2 separate regions of the Homo sapiens genome follow, and region 2 is linked to region 1. A link is a loop called in an ENCODE intact Hi-C map of the cell type or tissue named here. Cell type or tissue: HepG2. All regions are shown on one strand. Links, peaks and the distances in the headings refer to the core of each region. The heading gives the core; the rest is flanking DNA.

The links. A loop is a pair of places that touch in the nucleus more often than their neighbours do. Peaks named below come from ENCODE experiments on the same cell type or tissue, not always from the same donor. Only the 100,000 strongest peaks of a DNase experiment are listed, where the experiment ranks them.
Region 2: it touches region 1 in a loop (2.1-fold over the local background); 1 of 110 quality-filtered maps calls a loop at or near these places.

Annotation. Positions count from the first base shown.
Region 1 is chr11:47,114,807-47,124,889 of GRCh38, reverse strand. All of the region lies in intron 3 of CSTPP1 (centriolar satellite-associated tubulin polyglutamylase complex regulator 1), which reads right to left. Among named protein-coding and RNA genes, the nearest start is that of ARFGAP2, 57 kb to the left of the region's middle. In HepG2, for the core only: no CTCF peak of the experiment used is centred there; a DNase peak (open chromatin) is centred at 5,749; H3K4me3 peaks cover 870 bases.
Region 2 is chr11:47,060,403-47,070,485 of GRCh38, reverse strand. All of the region lies in intron 3 of CSTPP1 (centriolar satellite-associated tubulin polyglutamylase complex regulator 1), which reads right to left. Among named protein-coding and RNA genes, the nearest start is that of ARFGAP2, 110 kb to the left of the region's middle. In HepG2, for the core only: no CTCF peak of the experiment used is centred there; no DNase peak of the experiment used is centred there.

The DNA of each region.
Region 1 (10,083 bases), core at 3,498-7,497:
TCCTGGGAAACGACACAATAGTTAGGCTTTCTGAACCCTGATCCTTATCTTTCACTGAGACTGGCAGGCATACAAAAAGTAAAGAAAAAAAATGAAAAATATCCAGTGGCATCAGGATGAATCTACCCAACTTCATTTATGCACAAGAATTCTGAAAGACAAAGTCTGGTTTTACTCACTGGGGTTTGGTTTCTCCATCAATGGGTGGCCTTCCATTGGATACCAACTCTGTGCCTCAATTTCTTCCTGTCATGCCTCACGTATAAATAAATGATCACGGCTGATTAGACTAAGTAAAATACATTTTAAAGTATATAGGATAGACTAAGTAAAGTATATTTTAAAGTATATAAGATTGTATACCCTTTTGAATTTTGTCATTTTCATGTATAACCTATTTTTAAAATTAAGAAAGTAAACAAAAGTATGAGCAATGAGAAGACATCAAAGGATTTTTTAAAAGTAAGACCATTAAGGCCGGGTGCGGTGGCTTATGCCCCAGCACTTTGGGAGTCTGAGGTGGGCAGATCACGAGGTCAGGAGTTCGAGACCAGCCTGACCAACATGGTGAAACCCCGTCTCTACTAAATATACAAAAACTAGCCAGGCGTGGTGGCACGTGCCTGTAATCCCAGCTACTCAGGAGGCTGAGGCAGAAGAATTGCTTGAACCTGGGAGGTGGAGGTTGCAGTGAGCCGAGATCGCACCACTGCACTCCAGCCTGGGTGACGGAACGAGCCTCTGTCTCAAAAAAAAAAAAAAAAAAAAAAAAAAAGTAAGACCATTAAGAACTATTTGAAAATGTACAAACCTTTTAATCTCAATAATTGTGACGGTTGCTTTTGGGTTTAACATTCTAGGATTCTTTCATTGTCATTCTCTGTGGTTGAGGAAGTAGCACAAAGACTGGGTAGCGCATAATTTGTTTGTTTGTTTTTTGAGACAGAGTCACTCTTGTCACCCAGGCTGAAGTGCAATGGCATGATCTCGGCTCACTGCAACGTCCGCCTCCCGGGTTCAAGCCACCACACTGGCTAATTTTTGTATTTTTAGTAGAGGTGGGATTTCACCACATTGGCCAGGCTGGTCTTGAATTCCTGACCTCAGGTGATCCACCCACCTCGGCCTCTCAAAGTGTTGGGATTACGGGCGTGAGCCACGGTGCCCAGTCATAATCTGACCATCTAGCACATAACTTGCTAGCAGAGTGGGAATGCTGTGAACTCTCCCTCTACCCCCATCTTGTTTTCCTGCTTTATTTTTTCTCCAGAGCAGTAACTGTCTCCCCAACAGAAGCTCCAAGAGAGCAAGGATTTTGATTTTTTATTCATTGTTGGTTCCTAATAAATAACCATTAGAGGAGCAAGACTGCTGTGAAGAATACATGAGATAATGCTTGTGAAACTCTTAGCACTCACTGTCTGGGACAGAGAATATAGCTGGCAGCCAGGTTTTGTTTGGCTTGAAGTGTACTTTTTAAATTTTGAGGCAAAACATTAAGATATTTCCCACAACACAATCTAGATTTCAGATAGCTCTCTTTTTTAGAAAAAAATCAGAAGACCTGGTAATGATGGGCCAGCATTCCTGCATGACCACAATCAGCTGGAGCTGGGGAAGAGGATGCTGTTGCCAGTTTACCACCGAATAACACGTATGCTTCTTATATGACCTGCCTGGCCAGTGTTGGCATCTGAATTTTCAACCCCAGATGAGGAATTTCTCTTTGGAAGCTTTTACAATAAAGATTTAATTCATCTGATGAAATGAGTTTAAGATGAAAACAAAGTACATGACCTCATGATATTAAGAGGAAAGAGCAAAATAAAAATTGTCATATAGAGTATGGTTCCATGTTTGCTTTAAAATAACAACAAAAAAAAGAATAAAAATTTGCATAGGGAAAAGAATGGGATACATCAACAGAGTTAAAAATAGTAGTTAACTCAGTGTTTGGGGACCGTGGATGATATGTGCTTTCTTGCAATCAGAAGAATAAGATTTATTTTTTGGTTGGCTGCAGTGGCTCATGCCTGTAATCCCAGCACTTTGGGAGGCCGAGGCCGGTGGATCACTTGAGGTCAGGAGTTCGAGACCAGCCTGGCCGACATGGCAAACCACGTTTCTACTAAAAATACAAAAATTAGCCAGGCACAGTGGTGCACACCTGTAATCCCAGCTATTAGGGAGGCTGAGGCAGAACTGCTTGAACCTGGGAGGCGGAGGTTGCAGTGAGCTGAGATCATGCCACTGCACTCCAGCCTGGGTGACAGAGCAAGACTCTGCCTCAAAAAAAATAAAAAATAAAAAAGAATTATTTAAGAAGATTTATTTTTTAAAAAGCCATTTTGATTTATGGTATATAAATTGTATCTTAACAAAGCTGTGGAAGGAAGGATGGCAGGCCGGCAGGCAGGAAACCATCCACAGAGATGGTCAAGTATGTATCTTCCTTCAGAAACCTGTTTCCATGTCCCTCGTTCTCAGTGGCTCTTTCTTCCCCCTCTAAGTCACCTGAATGCCATTTAGTTCCTTCCCTACACCTTGTTTCATCCATGATGAAAAGATCATCATCTTTTATAATTCTATGTTTTTGGATCTTATTATAATGCCCCTTGGTCCTCCCTTATAGAGATGTTCAGGCTCACTGATGGCATACTAAGGTTATAAACCCCTTCAAATGAGGGCAGGAGTGACAGGAAAAACATCTATCAAAATAAGGGCATAGAACTGAATAGTTACAATATCCTCCATAGATCTCATTTTTCTAATATATATATATATATATATATATATATTTTTTTTTTTTTTTTTTTTTTTGAGACAGGGTCTTGCTCTGTTGTCAGGCTAGAGTACAGTGGTGTGATCATAGCTTATTGCACCCTCGAATTCCTGGGCTGAAGTGATCCTTCTGCTTCAGTCTCCAGAGTAGCTGAGAGTACAAGCACATATCACTATGCTCAGCAATTTTTTTTTTGTAGGGATGTCACTGTGTTTACTATGTTGCCCAGGCTGGTTTCAAACTCCTGGGCTCATGCAATCCTCCCAAAGTGTTGGGATTATAGGCATTAGCCATCGTGCTGGGCCATTTTTCTAATCTTTAACCATATTTATTGATAGTTTTCCTTCCTTTCTACAGCCTAAGATGATTGTTTCCTCCTGGGAACAGTGTGGCAGAGCGGAAGGGCAGGCTTGGGAGACTTGAAACTCTGCCTTGACTTTGCCAGACTACCTCACTTGAACAAGCTACTTACACTTAGGGATCAATTTCTTTGTCTGTAAAAAAGAGATAATAATCAATTGCTATTTACTTGAGAGTAAAAGGCCAGACCTATGAGCCCATGATTCCCAAGGCTCTTTTAAGTTGTGAAGTCATAGATTGGATCAACTTCCAAAGCTGAGAATAATGGAATTTTTTTTCAGGTATCTGTACCTTACACAGTAATATCTAGTCAATTTAAAACTTAACTAATAGGCAATGCCAAATATCTAAATGTCAATAAGTCTCCAAGTAGGCAAGAAGATTTCATGAAGTCCACATACAAAAGCTCGTGTGGCTAACTTACAGGGTTCCAAGACATACTCTGATTATACTCGCAGTTTTAACAAGCTTGGCCACTAGTTTCTAAGCCCAATACAGATTAGACAGGGTAAACAAGGAGAGGAAAAAGAACTATAATTAGGCATTAACTACATGACCTAACAGAGAGGCAGAAAAATATATTTTAAATATAATCTGGATACATTTAGGGTACATTTCAGTGGGTCCTGAAGGCAATGATCTTTTCCAGCAGAGTAAAATAATTTATGATGACAAAGATGATGCTTAGATGCCTAGAGGAGTTAAATTACATAAGATGGCAGGGAAGGCCACTGTATACGTATCATATACATTTTAAAAAGATTTCCATGTAAGTTATATTAAAAACAACAAAAAATGTAACCAAATTTAAACTATAAAATAGTAGGCTGTAAAACTGTAAAACTCTTCTGCGTCTTTGGATGTTTACTGTCTCTAAACCATTTATTGATCACTGCTTCTGTAGTGCTTCATGGTGTTACCTGTTTTTAAGCTGCTGTACTGAGTGCTGTGCATCATTACTCTCATTGAATGTCTCGCAGCAGTCCTATAGGGTAAGTACTGTCCTCATTTTACTTGCAGACACAGGGCAGTGAAGTAATTTGCCCAGTTACGTAACTAGCAAGAGGCAAGCACATTCGAGCTTTGAATCATGGATCTGCCAGATTCCAAAGCGCATGCTTTTACATATTCCACTATTTATTGGTGGTTGAATTATTGATTTATTTGTCTATCTGACCCATCACCACCCCATCATTGTTCTCAGCATTGGAAGTTAGTCCACCCTGTGACTTCACAACTTAAAAGAGCCTTGGGAATCACAGGATCATAGATCAGGCCTTTTGCTCTGAAGTAAGTAATTGACTATCTCCATTTTACAGATAGAGAAACTAAGGCTTAAAGAGTAAGTGGCTTGCTCAAGTGAGGTAGTCTGACAGAGTCAAGGCAGGGTTCCAAGGTCCCATTAGACCAAGTCTTGAGGGTAGGGACTCCATCTCACTTGCTTATACATATCAAGGGGACTGGCACACAGTACACAGTTAAAAAAACGTTCAATGAATTTTATCCCTATGCCTCCCTATACAGATGTGAAACCCTAAAAGCAATGTAGTATATCTCAATGCATCTCAACATATGATCATGAATCACCTGTACCCTAAACCCACAGAAGCAAAATCAGAATCCCTGGGGTCAAGAGAGTGAGAATCCACATTTAATTAAATAGCTCAGGTGACTCTTAGGATTGTCCTCATGGTTGAAAGCACATTTTTTGGAGTTAGTCAATCCTGGGTTCTGGGTTCATAGCTCAGCTCCACTGGTTACTAGACAAATGATCTGGGGCAAGTTAGTTACTTAAATTTTTTGAGCTTCAATTCCATCATCATTAAGATGGGGATAAGGCCGGGCATGGTGGCTCACGCCTGTAATCCCAGCACTTTGGGAAGCCAAGGTGGGCAGATCATCTGAGGTCAGGAGTTCGAGACCAGCCTGACCAACGTGGAGAAACCCTGTCTCTACTAAAAATACAAAATTAGCTGGGCGTGGTGGTGCATGCCTGTAATCCCAGCTACTCGGGAGGCTGAGGCAGGAGAATTGCTTGAACCCGGGAGGTGGAGGTTGTGGTGAGCCGAGCTCGCACCATTGCACTCCAGCCTGGGCAACAAGAGTGAAACTCCATCTCAAAAAAAAAAAAAAAAAAAAAAAAAAGAAGTGGGCAGTGTTCCAAGATGGCTGAATAGGAACAGCTCCGTTCTGTAGCTCCCAGCATGACCTATGCCGAAGATGGGTGATTTCTGCATTTCCAACTGAGGTACCTGGTTCATCTCACTGGGACTCATTGGACAGTGGGTGCAGCCCATGGAGGGCGAGCTGAAGCAGGGTGGGGCGTCGCCTCACCCAGGAAGCACAAGGGGTCGGGGAGTTCCCTTTCCTAGCCAAGGGGAGCCGTGACAGACTACCTGGAAAAACGGGACACTCTCCGCCCAAATACTGTGCTTTTCCCAAGGTCTTAGCAACTGGCAGACAAGGTGATTCTCTCCTGTGCCAAGCTTGGCAGGTCCCACGCCCACAGAACCTTGCTCACTGCTAGCGCAGCAGTCTGAGATTGATCTGCGAGGCGGCAGCCTGGCTGGGGGAGGGGCATCTGCCTTTGGTGAGGCTTGAGTAGGTAAACAGAGCGGCTGGGAAGCTCAAACTGGGCGGAGCCCACCGCAGCTCTACAAGGCCTACTGCCTCTAACTCCACCTCTGTGGGCAGGGCATAGCTGAACAAAAGGCAGCAGACAACTTCTGCAGACTTAAACGTCCCTGTCTGACAGCTCTGAGGAGAGCAGTGGTTCTCCCAGCACAGCGTTTGAGCTCTGAGAAAGGACAGACTGCCTCCTCAAGTGGATCCCTGACTCCCATGAAGCCTAATTGGGAGACACCTCCCAGTAGGGGCCGACAGACACCTCATATATAGGTGGCTGCCCTCTGGGACGAAGCTTCCAGAGGAAGGATCAGGCAGCAATATTTGCTGTTCTGCAGCCTCCGCTGGTGATACCCAGGCAAACAGGGTCTGTAGTGGAACTCCAGCAAACTCCAACAGACCTGCAGCTGAGGGACCTGACTGTTAGAAGGAAAACTAACAAACAGAAAGGAATAGCATCAACATCAACCAAAAGGTCATCTACACCAAAACCCCATCTGTAGGTCATGAACATCAAAGACCAAAGGTAGATAAAACCACAAAGATGGGGAGAAACCAGAGCAGAAAAGCTGAAAATTCTAAAAATCAGAGCACCTCTTCTCCTCCAAAGGATCGCAGCTCCTCACCAGCAACAGAGCAAAGCTGGACAGAGAATGACTTTGAAGAGTTGACAGAAGTAGGCGTCAGAAGGTTGGTAATAACAAACTTCTCCGAGCTAAAGAAGAATTTTCGAACCCATCGCAAGGAAGCTAAAAACCTTGAAAAAAGATTAGTCAAATGGCTAACTAGAATAAACAGTGTAGAGAAGACCTTAAATGACCTGATGGAGCTGAAAACCATGGCACAAGAACTTCGTGACGCATGCACAAGCTTCAATAGCTGATTCGATCAAGTGGAAGAAAGGGTGTCAGTGATTGAAGATCAAATTAATGAAATACAGCAAGAGGCCAGGCGCGGTGGCTCACACCTGTAATCCCAGCACTTTGGGAGGCCGAGGCAGGTGGATCACGAGGTCGGGGGTTTGAGACCAGCTTGACCAACATGGTGAAACCCCGTCTCTACTAAAAATACAAAAATTAGCTGGGCGTGGTGGCAGGCACCTGTAATCCCAGCTACTCAAGAGGCTGAGGCAGGAGAATTGCTTGAACCTGGGAGGCGGAGGTTGCAGTGAGCCAAGATCGTGCCATTGCACTCTAGCCTGGGCGACACAGTGAGACTGTCTCAAAAAAAAAAAAAAAAAAAAAAGAAAAGAAATACAGCGAGAAGACAAGGTTAGAGAAAAAAGACTAAAAAGAAATGAACTAAGCCTCCAAGAAATATGGGACTATGTGAAAAGACCAAATCTATGTTTGATTGGTGGACCTGAAAGTGATGGGGAGAATAGAACAAAGTTGGAAAACACTCTGCAGGATGTTATCCAGGAGAACTTCCCCAACCTAGCAAGGCAGGCCAACATTCAAATTCAGGAAATACAGACACCACCACAAAGATACTCTTTGAGAAGAGCAACCCCAAGACACATAATTATCAGATTCCCCAAGGTTGAAATGAAGGAAAAAGTGTTAAGGGAAGCCAGAGAGAAAGGTTGAGTTACCCACAAAGGGAAGCCCATCAGACTAACAGTGGATCTCTCGGCAGAAACCCTACAAGCCAGAAGAGAGTGGGGGCCAATATTCAACATTCTTAAAGAATTTTCAACCCAGAATTTCATATCCAGCCAAACTAAACTTCATAAATGAAGGAGAAATAAAATCCTTTACAGACAAGCAAATGCTGAGAGATTTTGTCACCACCAGGCCTGCCTTACAAGAGTTCCTGAAGGAAGCACTAAACATGGAAAGAAACAACTGGTACCAGCCACTGCAAAAACATGCCAAATTGTAAAGACCATCGATGCTTTGAAGAAACTGCATCAATTAACAGGCAAAATAACCAGCGAACATCTTAATGACAGGATCAAATTCACACACAAAAATATTAACCTTAAATGTAAATGGGCTAAATGCCCCAATTAAAAGACACAGACTGGCAAATTGGAAAAAGAGGCAAGACCTATCAGTGTACTGTATTCAGGAGACCCATCTCACGTGCAAAGACACACATAGGCTGAAAATAAAGGGATGGAGAAAGATCTACCAAACAGGCCAGGTGCGGTGGCTCACGCCTATAATCCCAGCACTTTGGGAGGCTGAGGTGGGCAGATCACGAGGTCAGGAGATCGAGGCCATCCTAGCTAACATGGTGAAACCCCGTCTCTACTAAAAATACAAAGAAAATTAGCCAGGCGTGGTGGCAGGCGCCTGTAGTCCCAGCTACTCGGGAGGCTGAGGCAGGAGAATGGCGTGAACCCGGGAGGCGGAGCTTGCAGTGAGCTGAGATGGCACCAGTGCACTCCAGCCTGCGTGACAGAGCAAGACTCCGTCTCAAAAAAAAAAAAAAAAAAAAAACCTACCAAGCAAATGGAAAGCAAAAAAAAGCAGGGATTGCAATCCTAGTCTCTGATAAAACAGGCTTTAAACCAACAAAGATCAAAAGAGACAAAGAAGGCCATTACATAATGGTAAAGGGATCAATTCAACAAGAAGAGCTAACTATCCTAAATATATATGCACCCCCAATACATGACCACCCAGATTCATATAGCAAGTCCTTAGAGACCTACAAAGAGACTTAGACTCCCACACAATAATAATGGGAGACTTTAACACCCCACTGTCAATATTAGACAGTTCAACAAGACATAAGGTTAACAAGGATATCCAGGACCTGAACTCAGCTCTGCAACAAGCAGACCTAATAGACATCTACAGAACTTTCCACCCCAAATCAACAGAATATACATTCTTCTCAGCATCACATCACGCTTATTCTAAAATTGACCACATAATTGGAAGTAAAGCACTCCTCAGCAAATGTAAAAGAACAGAAATCACAACAAACTGTCTCTCAGACCACAATGCCATCAAATTAGAACTCAGGATTAAGAAATTCACGCAAAACTGCACAACTACATGGAAACTGAACAACTTGCTCCTGAATGACTACTGGGTTAATAACTAAATGAAGGCAGAAATAAAGATGTTCTTTGAAACCAGTGAGAACAAAGACACAACGTACCAGAATCTCTGACACATTTAAAGCAGTGTGTAGAGGGAAATTTATAGCATTAAATGCCCACAAGAGAAAGCAGGAAAGATCTAAAATCGACACCCTAACATCACAATTAAAAGAACTAGAGAAGCAAGAGCAAACAAATTCAAAAGCTAGCAGAAGGCAAGAAATAACTAAGATCAGAGCAGAACTGAAAGAGATAGAGACACAAAAAACCCTACAAAAAAATCAATGAATCCAGGAGCTGGTTTTTTTTTTTTTAAAGATCAACAAAATTGATAGACCGCTAGCAAGATGAATAAAGAAGAAAAGAGAGAAGAATCAAATAGATGCAATAAAAAATGTTAAAGGGGATATCATCACCGATCCCACAGAAATACAAACTACCATCAGAGAATACTATAAACACATTTACGCAAATAAACTAGAAAATCTAGAAGAAATGGATAAATTCCTGGACATATACACTCTCCCAAGACTAAACCAGGAAGAAGTTGAATGTCTGAATAGACAGGCTCTGAAATTAAGGAAATAATTAATAGCCTACCAACCAAAAGAAGTCCAGGACCAGATGGATTCTACCAGAGGTACAAAGAGGAGCTGGTACCATTCCTTCTGAAACTATTCCAATCAATAGAAAAAGAGGGAATCCTCCCTAACTCATTTTATGAGGCCAGCATCATCCTGATACCAAAGCCTGGCAGAGACACAACAAAAAAAGAGAATTTTAGACCAATATCCCTGATGAACTTCAATGCAAAAATCCTCAATAAAATACTGGCAAACCAAATCCAGCAGCACATCAAAAACCTTATCCACCACGATCAAGTTAGTTTCATCCCTGGGATGCAAGGCTGGCTCAACATACGCAAATCAATAAATGTAATCCATCATATAAACAGAACCAAAGACAAAAACCACTTGATTATCTCAATAGATGCAGAAAAGGCCTTGACAAAATTCAACAGCCCTTCATGCTAAAAACTCTCAATAAACTAGGTATTGATGGAACGTATCTCAAAATAATAAGAGCTACTTATGACAAACCCACAGCCAATATCACACTGAATGGGCAAAAGCTGGAAGCATTCCCTTTGAAAACCGGCACAAGACAAGGATGCCCTCTCTCACCACTCCTATTCAACATACTGTTGGAAGTTCTGGCCAGGGCAATCAGGCAAGAGAAAGAAATAAAGGGTATTCAA
Region 2 (10,083 bases), core at 3,201-7,200, 54 kb after region 1:
CTGGCTGTGGTCGAGTACGTTTGAGGTGGGATCAAGGAATCTGTCTTTTTGACAACCTCCCCAAGGTGTCTAATTAGGTTTCTAAATTAGGGTCAGGCGGTATCAGTGGGAATCAAGAGCAGGTTATGCCAAGCAAAATAAAACTGGAAAATATTAAATTTTCAACATTATTTATATTTGCTTTTACATACTTCCAGCTCTCTCTCTCTCTCTCTCTCCCCCTCTCTCCATCCATCCACCCACCCTGTTTGAGATGGTGTCTCACTCTGTTGCCCAGGCTGCAGATCAGTGGGTATTTACAGGCACATTCATAGTGCACTTATGTTCTCCAACTCCTGGGCTCCTGGGCTCAAGTGAGATTACCGGCATGTGCACTGTGCCTGGCTTGGTAGATCTACTTTAGAGAATGCGTTTAATAACGTTGTGTGTTACAGTCTCACTTCAGCCTAACTTTAAAATTAAAAAGCAACAACGGCCGGGTGCGGTGGCTCATGCCTGTAATCCCAGCACTTTGGGAGGCCAAGGCGGGTGGATCATGAGGTCAGGAGTTCAAGACCAGCCTGGCCAACATGGTGAAACCCCCGTCTCTACTAAAAACACAAAAATTAGCTGGGCATGGTGGCACATGCCGGTAATCCCAGCTATTTGGGAGGCTGAGGCAGGAGAATTGCTGGAACCAGGACCCAGGAGGAGGAGGTAGCAGTGAGTGAGATCGTGCCACTGCACTCCAACCTGGGCTACAGAGTGAGACTCTGTCTCAAAAAAAAAATAATAATAATAAAATAAACAGCAACAACAACAACAATAAAACTCTTGTATTTTCAAAGAACTTCCAAAATCTGCTTATTATGTCCTTCAAAGCATGAAATATCCAATAAACAAGTATTATACGTCCCTCTCTAATAAGAATTATTATTTTTAAATTTTAAACCAGGTGGAGTAACTATTTTTTCTCTTGAAGATAGGTAAAATGGAACTTAAAATTAAAGAACTTGTAGCTACTTTACCTTCATCTGTAAAACAATGAAAGAAGAAATAAAATCACATGGGCAATGCATTCTTATGCCTTAACTACTACAATTACGTTTTGGGCTACAAAATCATACATTCATCTCAGAGACTAAATGACACAAAATGTATATGTTCATTTAGCAGCAGAGCATGATAATGGCTAGAACATTTGACTGACAACCAGAAGACCTGAATTTAGTCTTGGTTTTACAGGTCCTACCAAGTGACTAGGAGACCTTGGCTTTGATTTTTATATTTACACAATGGGGAAGGGTTGAAGTAGATCAGTAGTTTTCAAACCATGTTCCACAGAAGCTTAGAAATTTGCAGAGGCACTTAGAAGTTTCTATAAAAGTTTAATTTCAATTCTTATTAAAAACATACTTTTATTTAAAGTCTATAAGAAAAACAAAATGTACACTAAATATGTTACACAGTAAATTTTAATATACACACACTATCAACCTGTGCTCATAGGTTAACTCATTTGTGGAATTTCTCCTACTCCACAAATATATATATATATTTGCAACTGTAAATGTGCCACTGATTAGGAAATTATTATCTGCTCTGGTCTTTTTATTTTCTTTTTAATCCAGGACTATATTGGCATGAAAGCTGAGATTACATAAAATCTTTATACTGGATGAGAAGACAGATGTTGTCAAGCTCTCCTTTTACTTATATGATCTGGTATAGAAGCAAATGCAAAGTAAATTTATTATTTTATAAAATGCTTGATAATTATAAAATGGAAGTCTTTAAGTGTTAAGATACTAACAAAGTAGTATAAGGTAGTCATATTTGTACGGTGACTGGAAAGGCAATGGCAGAAAAAAATTCAAGGAGTAGAGGATCACATAAAAGAGAAGGCAGCCAAAAATATTGTGTAGATAAGCACTAGCAGTTAAAATTATACAAGAAGTTTTCTTTTCTTTTTTTTGAGATGGAGTCTTGCTCTGTCACCCATATTGGAGTGCAGTGGCATGATCTTGGCTCACTGCAACCTCTGCCTCCTAGGTTCAAACAATTCTCCCACCTCAGCCTCCTGAGTAGCTGCAATTACAGGCGCGCGCCACCGTGCTTCACTAATTTTTGTGTTTTTAATAGAGACAGGGTTTCACCATGTTGGCCAGGTTGGTCTTGAACTCCTGGCCTCAAATGATCTGCCCACCTCAGCCTCTCAAAGTACTGGGATTACAGGCATAAGCCACTGTGCCTGGCCAAAATTACACATGCAGTTTTCAAAATTAACATTTACATTTTAAAAAATATTACATTGGATAACATACAGATTGATACAGGCTGTCAGTTTTATTAGGACAAAGTCTTTAAGCTGCAGATCTTTCTGAGTTATTTGCAGGGATATAAGCAGTTGTATCAAAATTTATTCTTTTATACTAAAGTTTCCTGATTGACATAAGGCAGGTATGAGGACTACAGTTAAAAAAAAAAAGTAATTACCATTATTTCTACCTTAAACTAAAATCCATTGAATATAAGTTTATCAATGTGGAAATAAATTAGATGGCTCAATTTGATAACGCAGGGTCACAACACGGCCATACTCACAACTTCAGATAAAATGTTAATGATAAATCAAAACAGGTTTTGGAGTCAACATGCAAAATAAAATGAATCTTTCTGTGCTGAAACTGTGAGTTAAAAAGAAGACCTCTGTGTTAGTCTGTCCGGGCTGCCGTAACAAATACCATAGACTGAGTGACTTAAACAGCAGAAATTAATTTTCTCACAGTTCTGGGGACTGGAAGTCTGAGATCAAGGTGCCAGCAGAGTTGGTGTCTGGTAAAGGCTCTCTCCTTGGTTTGCAGACAGCTGCCTTCTCACTGTGTCCTCACGTGGAGGGGCATGGGCAGCTCTCTGGTATCTCCTCTTACAGGGACACCAGTTCCGGTGTCTCTTCTTGCAAGGATACTAATCCTTCCTATCTGATGAAGCCCTACCCTTATCACCTCTCTTAACCTTAATTTCCTCCTTACAGGAGGAATTTCTTCAAATATAGTCACATTGGAGGTATGGCTTCAACATGGGAATTTGGGGGGGGCAGACACAGTTCAGTCATACTAGCCTTTGAGTCATCTGATCTTTTCAAAAAATAATACCATTGAACAACTTATATATGATGTTATAATATACATTTATTTTTCTCCAAACAATAAAATTTTTAAACTAGCTGAGAAAATTTGTTGATTTCTCCAGAGTGATTACTCATTAATTAGGAATGTGAGCAACTCAGCTTTGAAACACAAATTTACTATTACTCCCTTTCTGAACATTAGTAAAGCTAAAAAAAGATCAGTCAAAATGTTAAAAACAAATCTATTAGTATTTGAAGCTACTTATCTGTATGAATCTCAATTTTTTGGCACACTTTTACCTTAAAACCAAATAAAAGTCCTCAACCTCATCAATAGGTTCTTGGAAACTGACTTTAAGTGAAACAAGGTATAATAAAACCAATTTCATCATAGGCTAATCGACATAAACAAGAGTTAAGTTCCTATGGCATGTTTCTGGTCACAAATAATCACCCAACTTCTAAATAAAGACCCTACACACCTCTAATATTAAACATTGAAATAAATGTGGGCTATACATACATTTAAGAAAGGTTAATAACAACAAGTAAGATTACCCAATTTTTGGTGAATCGCTGAATGACGACAGTTGTAGTGGTGGTGGATTAAATAAGGGAATAGATATTTGCAAATAGAAAAATTTAAGGAGCACCTCCTCCGACCATGAATTAAAAAACAATCACAAATATGGTGGGCTAGCTGAACGCTTTCATACCTCATCGCTTATTGTTGTGCAGTTGTATGATTATCATCTACTTTATAAATTTGTATTTGATAATAATTTGTATTCAATAATAATTTGTATTCATTCATTTTCCAACCTGCTTATTCTAGCTTAGGGTTGCAGGTGGCCAGAGCCTATCCTGGAAGCCTGGGACACAAGGTGGATAGCCCTGTACAGGACATCTCATTCCATCTCGGGGAGCACACACACACACCAACATTCACTCACACTGGGACCATTTAGTCACACCAATGAACCCAACACATACATCTGTGGTAGAAAACTGGAGTACCCAGAGAAAATCCATGCAGACATGGGGAGAATGTGCAAATTTCACACAGTGGCCCCAGCTGGGAATCAATTTTTTTTTTCCTCATCAATGTTATAATGCAATTATGTTATTTGAGGACCTGCTGTACTGAAAAACTTTTCCCCTAAGATCAGGAAAAAGACAAAGATGCCTGCTTTCACTACTTCTATTCATCATAGTACAGGAAGTTCTAGCCAGAGCAATTAAGGAAAAAACAAACAAACAAAAAAAAAAAAAAAAAAAAAAAACCCACAAGGCATCCAAATTAGAAAGAAAGAAATAAAATAACCTCTGTTCACAGATGATATGATCTTATATGCAGAAAGCCCTAAAGATTTTACACACACACACACACACACACACAACTGTTAGACCTAATAAATGAATTCAGCAAAGATGCAGCATACAAAATCAAGATACAAAAATCAATTACATGCTGGGGTGGTGGCATGTCCCTGTAATCTCAGCTATTTGGGAGGCTGAAGCAGGTGAATTGCTCGAACCCGGGTGGCGGAGGTTGCAGTGAACCGAGATCACGCCACTACACTCTAGCCTGGGCGACAGAGTGAGACTTTGTCTCAAAAAAATAATAATAATAATAATCAATTATATTTTTATAAATTAACAATGAAAAATATGAAAAGGAAACTAAGAAAAACAATTCCATTTACAATAGCATGAAAAGAATAAAATACTTAGGAATAAATTTAACCAAGGAGGTGACAGACTTGTATACTTGAAAACTACAAAACATCGCTGAAAGAGGCTGGGCGTGGTAGCTCATGCCTGCAACCCCTCTGCTTTGGAAGGCAGAGGCAGGAAGATTGCTTGAGGCCAGGAGTTTGAGACCAGTCTGGGCAACAGAGTGAGACCTCATCTCTAAAAGAAATAAAAAATTAGCTGGGCTTGATGGCAGAGGTGGGAGGATTGCTTGAGCCCAGGAGTTCAAGGCTACAATTAGCTATGATTGTGCCACTGCACTCCAGCCAGGGCAACAGAGCAAGACACTTTCTCTTAAAAAAAAAATTGCTGAAAGAAACTGAAGATGACCTAAATAAATGGAAACACATCCTATGTTCATAGATTAAATGACTTAATATTGTCAAGGTGATACTACCACCGAAAGTGATCTATAGATTCACTGCAATCCTATCAAAATTCCAATGGTATTCCAATGGTATTTTTTAATAGAAAAAACCATTCATAAAATATCTTTAAAAGGACCAAGAATACCCAAAACAACCTTGAAGAAGAACAAAGTTGGATGACTCACATTTCTTGATTTTAAAACTTATTACAAGGCTGGGTGTGGTGGCTGAAGCCTATCATCCCAGCACTTTGGGAGGCCGAAGCAGGTGGATCACAAGGTCAGGAGTTCAAGACTAGCCTGACCAAAATGATGAAACCCCGTCTCTACTAAAAATACAAAAATTAGCGGGTGTGGTAGCATGTGCCTGTAATCCCAGCTACACAGGAGGCTGAAGCAGGAGAATCGCTTGAACCCAGGAGGTGGAGGTTGCGGTGAGCTGAGATCGTGCCACTGCACTCCAGCCTGGGCAACAGAGTGAGACTCTATCTCAAAACAAACAAACCAAACAAACAAACAAACAAAACAAAAAAACCCCAACTTATTACAAAGCCACAGTAATCATAAGGACAGGCAAACCAACAAAAGAGAATGTAAATCCCAGAAACAAAAATCCTCATATATATGGTCATTTGACTTTTGACAAGGGTGCAAAGGGTACCATTCAAGGGGAGAAAGGACAGTCTTTTCAATAAATGGTGTTGGGAAAACTGAATATGCACGTGCAAAAGAATGAAGTTGGACCCTTACCTAATACCTTACATAAAAATTAACTCAAAATTGATCAAATACCTAAATTTATGAGCTAAAACTAGAAATTTCTTAGAAGAAAACATAGGGGAAATCTCCATGACACTGGATTTGTAAATGATTTCCTAGATATAACACCAAAAACACAGAGGACAAAAGAAAAACAGATAAATTGGACTTCATTGAAATTAAGAACTTTTGTACATCAGAGGATATGATAAAAAAAAAGTGAAAAGATGACCTACAGAACAGAAAAAAAATTTGCAAATCATATACCTGATAAGGAATGAATATCCAGAATACATGAAGAACTCCTACAACTCAACGACAAAACAGCCTGATTCAAAAAGGGCAAAGGGCTTGAATAGATACTCCTCTAGAGAAGATATAAAATGGCTAATAAGCATATTAAAAGACACTCAACATCATTTGTCATTAAGGAAATGCAAATCAAAACCATGAGATACCACTTCACATTCTTTAGGATGGCTATTATCAGAAAAATAGAAAATAGCAACAAGCATTATTGGGGATGTGGAGAAACTGGAACCCTTATGCATTGCTGGTGAGAATGTAAAATGATACACCTGCTGTAGAAAACTTTACAGCAGTTCCTCAAAAAATTAAACATAAAATTACTGTATGGTACAGTAATCCCACTTCTAGTTATGTGCCCAAAGTAATGGAAAGCAGGGACTAGAAAGATATTTGTACACTTACATTCATAGCAGCATTACTTACAACAGCGAAAATGTAGAAACAACCCAAGTGGCCATCAACAGGTGAATGAATAAACAAAATGTGGTATATACACACAATGGAATATTATTCAGCCATAAAAAGGAATGAAATTCAGATACATATTACAACATGGATGCACTTTGAAAACATCATGCTAAGTTACATAAGTGAGACACAAAAGGACAGATATTGTACACACTTATCTGATGTATCTAGAATAGTCAAATACATAGATACAGAAAGTAGAATGGTGGTTTCTAGGGACTGGAGGAGGAGAGAAATGGGAGTCATTGTTTAATGGCTACTGAGTTTCGGTTTTGCAAGATAAAGAGTTTTGGAGATGGAGGGTAATAATGGTTGCACAACACTGTGAATGTACTTAATGCCACGGAACTGTACACTTAAAAATGGTTAAAGTGGTAAGTTTTGTTATATAGGTTTTATTGCCATAAAAAAGATTTCTCAAATTAAAAAGTGGTAAATGGTAAATTTTGTTATATATTTTACCACAATAATAAGAAAAACCATATATATATATTTAAGACCTAGTTTCAAGATGAAATAATTTCTAAGGTCCCTTCTAATTCTAAAATTTTATGTGATATCATGGAGATATCAAGGAGAAAAGAGAAAGAGAATCTATTAATAGTTGAGGAAAAAGCTCCTGACTGAATTAAGAGTGAAACTTTACCTTTTAGTGATTATAAATGGACCAAGAAGCTCTAGCAATGGTAGCAAACTCCAATGCCTACAGACGCGCAGGGAATGTCAGCAGGTGAAGCAGGGCAGCTTGGGTTGGTGGTAAATCTGAGACCACATGCCCTGTCTAAAGGGAGCAGCTGCATCTCTGCCCTGGTGAACTGTCTCCCTGCAGGAATGTGGGCATGGTGCTGGGAGGATTTTCCATTCTTCAAGTGAAACTGAAATTGAGACTTTTATGTGAAACATTGGCATCTAATTGAATCTAAGTATTTTTAACACTGAAAGTCAAAGAAGACACATCTGTAGGCCAAGGCATGTGTAGTTAGCCGACTACTAGTTTGTGATACCTTTCATGGAGTGAAGGCAAAAACCCAGAATACAAAAGAAGGAACGGATGTACTATTCACCAGTGTTTAAAGTTTGATTACAGATCATGATCTAAATCTTTCAAATCCTTATTTTGGAATACTGAATATTATTTTAATTAGGTGTTATTTAGTATAGTATAGCTTTGATTAGGCTGGTTTTTAGTGGAACACTTTAAACATGAACTTTAGTACCTGGCATATAGCATTTGCTCAATAAGGGGTAGCTATTATTAATTTAAATCAGAAGTTCCTATACAATATAGAAAAGTTAGTGTAAAGCAGATTTTAAAAACTAACCTATCCTCTGATAAAATGAATGATAATATAATCCATTCAATAATCTATCTTCTGTATCATTACTGGGAAAAGGTAAGCCTTCATATTATATAACAAAAAAATCATTCACCTGTATTAGGTGCTAGGGATATAATTACTGGCAAAACAAACAAGGTTCCTGTACTCATAAAGTTTATAATTTTAATAAGGGAGATGGACATTAAAAGTCATTCAAGTAAATACTGAGTCAGAAACTGTAATAAATGATATGATAAAAATCAGAGGATAATCTGAAAAATTATAATGGAAGGACCCAATTCAGATAAGGAAGGGAGTCACAGAGAAGGCTTCTTTAAGGACCTGACCTTTAAAACTAAAACCTACAGGTATTATGTATGGAGGGTTGAGGAGCTTCAGGTGGGAGAGAAGATAGTGACAAAAGCATTCCAGGAATGCTTGCGTAAGAGCCCCAAATAACCAACATTGAAAAAAAAGAGAACATTAAATAGGGGGAAAGATTAAAGTTATTGGAGGTACAGAGGTGAATGATTTGAGGGGCCATCAATTGTCAATTTTCTCCCTGGAGAAAAGATTTTGAAGAAGGAAATAAACATGAAAAACAAAGGGAAAATTAGGAACTCAGGAGAAATAAACAAAACGGGAGCTAGGAAACAGGCACTGAAATTCTTGTTGATTGTCTACATCTGGTTTCTGGGAGAAAATGAGAAGAGGAGATGCACTGGCTGGAGCAGGTGAAGATAATTGGCTGGTGGGGCCCACATCACTGAAGAGACCACATGGAACAGTTCTTGTTTGTTTAAAACATTACAGAAGCAACAATTGCTCTTTAATAATTCAAAGACAGCCACCCACTCCTGTAGTAAAGCGCTATTAATCCTCACTGAATGATTTTTACTGGTGAAGATAAGGATTAGTGACAAGCAAAATCAAGTGAAGTTCAAGGCAATTACAAAAAGAAGTCAGACCAACATCTTCATTTCAGCCTAAAGTGTCTGCATTTTCCCTTGACATCACTTTGTCCACCATAAACAATAGATATTTTAGAAAAACTAACAGATTTTTATCACATACTCAGATAGACCCACTGCAATTCCCTGATTCCTAGAATGTAAGCTCTATAAAAGCAGGGATTTTTGTCAATTTTCTGATCATACAGCAAAGTTGACAAGAATAAAAATTTCTGTCTGTCCCAGTCACTGCTTTATCACCAAGAACTGATACATAAATGTTTGTCGAATGAATAAATATGAACACAAAACCACTGTGAATTCAGAGTGAAACATAAAAGATGAAAGAAAAAAAAGGAAAGGAAAAAAGCAAGAGAGGGATAAAACTGGCCATACTTTACATTCTGGCATTCATTCTTGACTCTTTCTCTGCCACATCCCTCACACAATGAATCAGCAAATCCTGTCAAACCAACTTCTTAAATAGCTCTTCATTTTCATGGTCATTTCTGTTATATTGTAGTAGTCTCCTAACGGGTCTATGCTTTCACTTTTACCTGCCTTACATTTTCCATGCTTTTGTCTGTGTTACATGTGAAAATACCACACAAATGGAGAAGATTCTACTAACTTCAGGAGAAATTTTTTATTTTCATAGGGTTTTGGGGGAACCAGTGGTATCTGGTTTACATGAGTAGGTTCTTTAGTGGCGATTTGTGAGATTTTGTTGCACCCATTACCCAAGCAGTAACAATGAACCCAATTTGTAGTCCTTTATCCCTCACCCCCAACCCATCCTTTCCCCGGGTCCCCAAAGTCCATTGTATCATTCTTATGCTTTTTAGTGCACACAAAGCCCTTCATAACCTGGGGTAGCAGGCACAGCAGAGTTGTTAAGAATGTGGACTTTGTGGGCTTGAGAGTGGTGGCTCACACCTGTAATCAGCACTTTGGGAGGCTGAGGCGGGTGGACTGCTTGAGCCCAGGAGTTTGAGACCAGCCTAGGCAACATGGTGAAACCCCATCTCTACAAAAAATACAAAAATT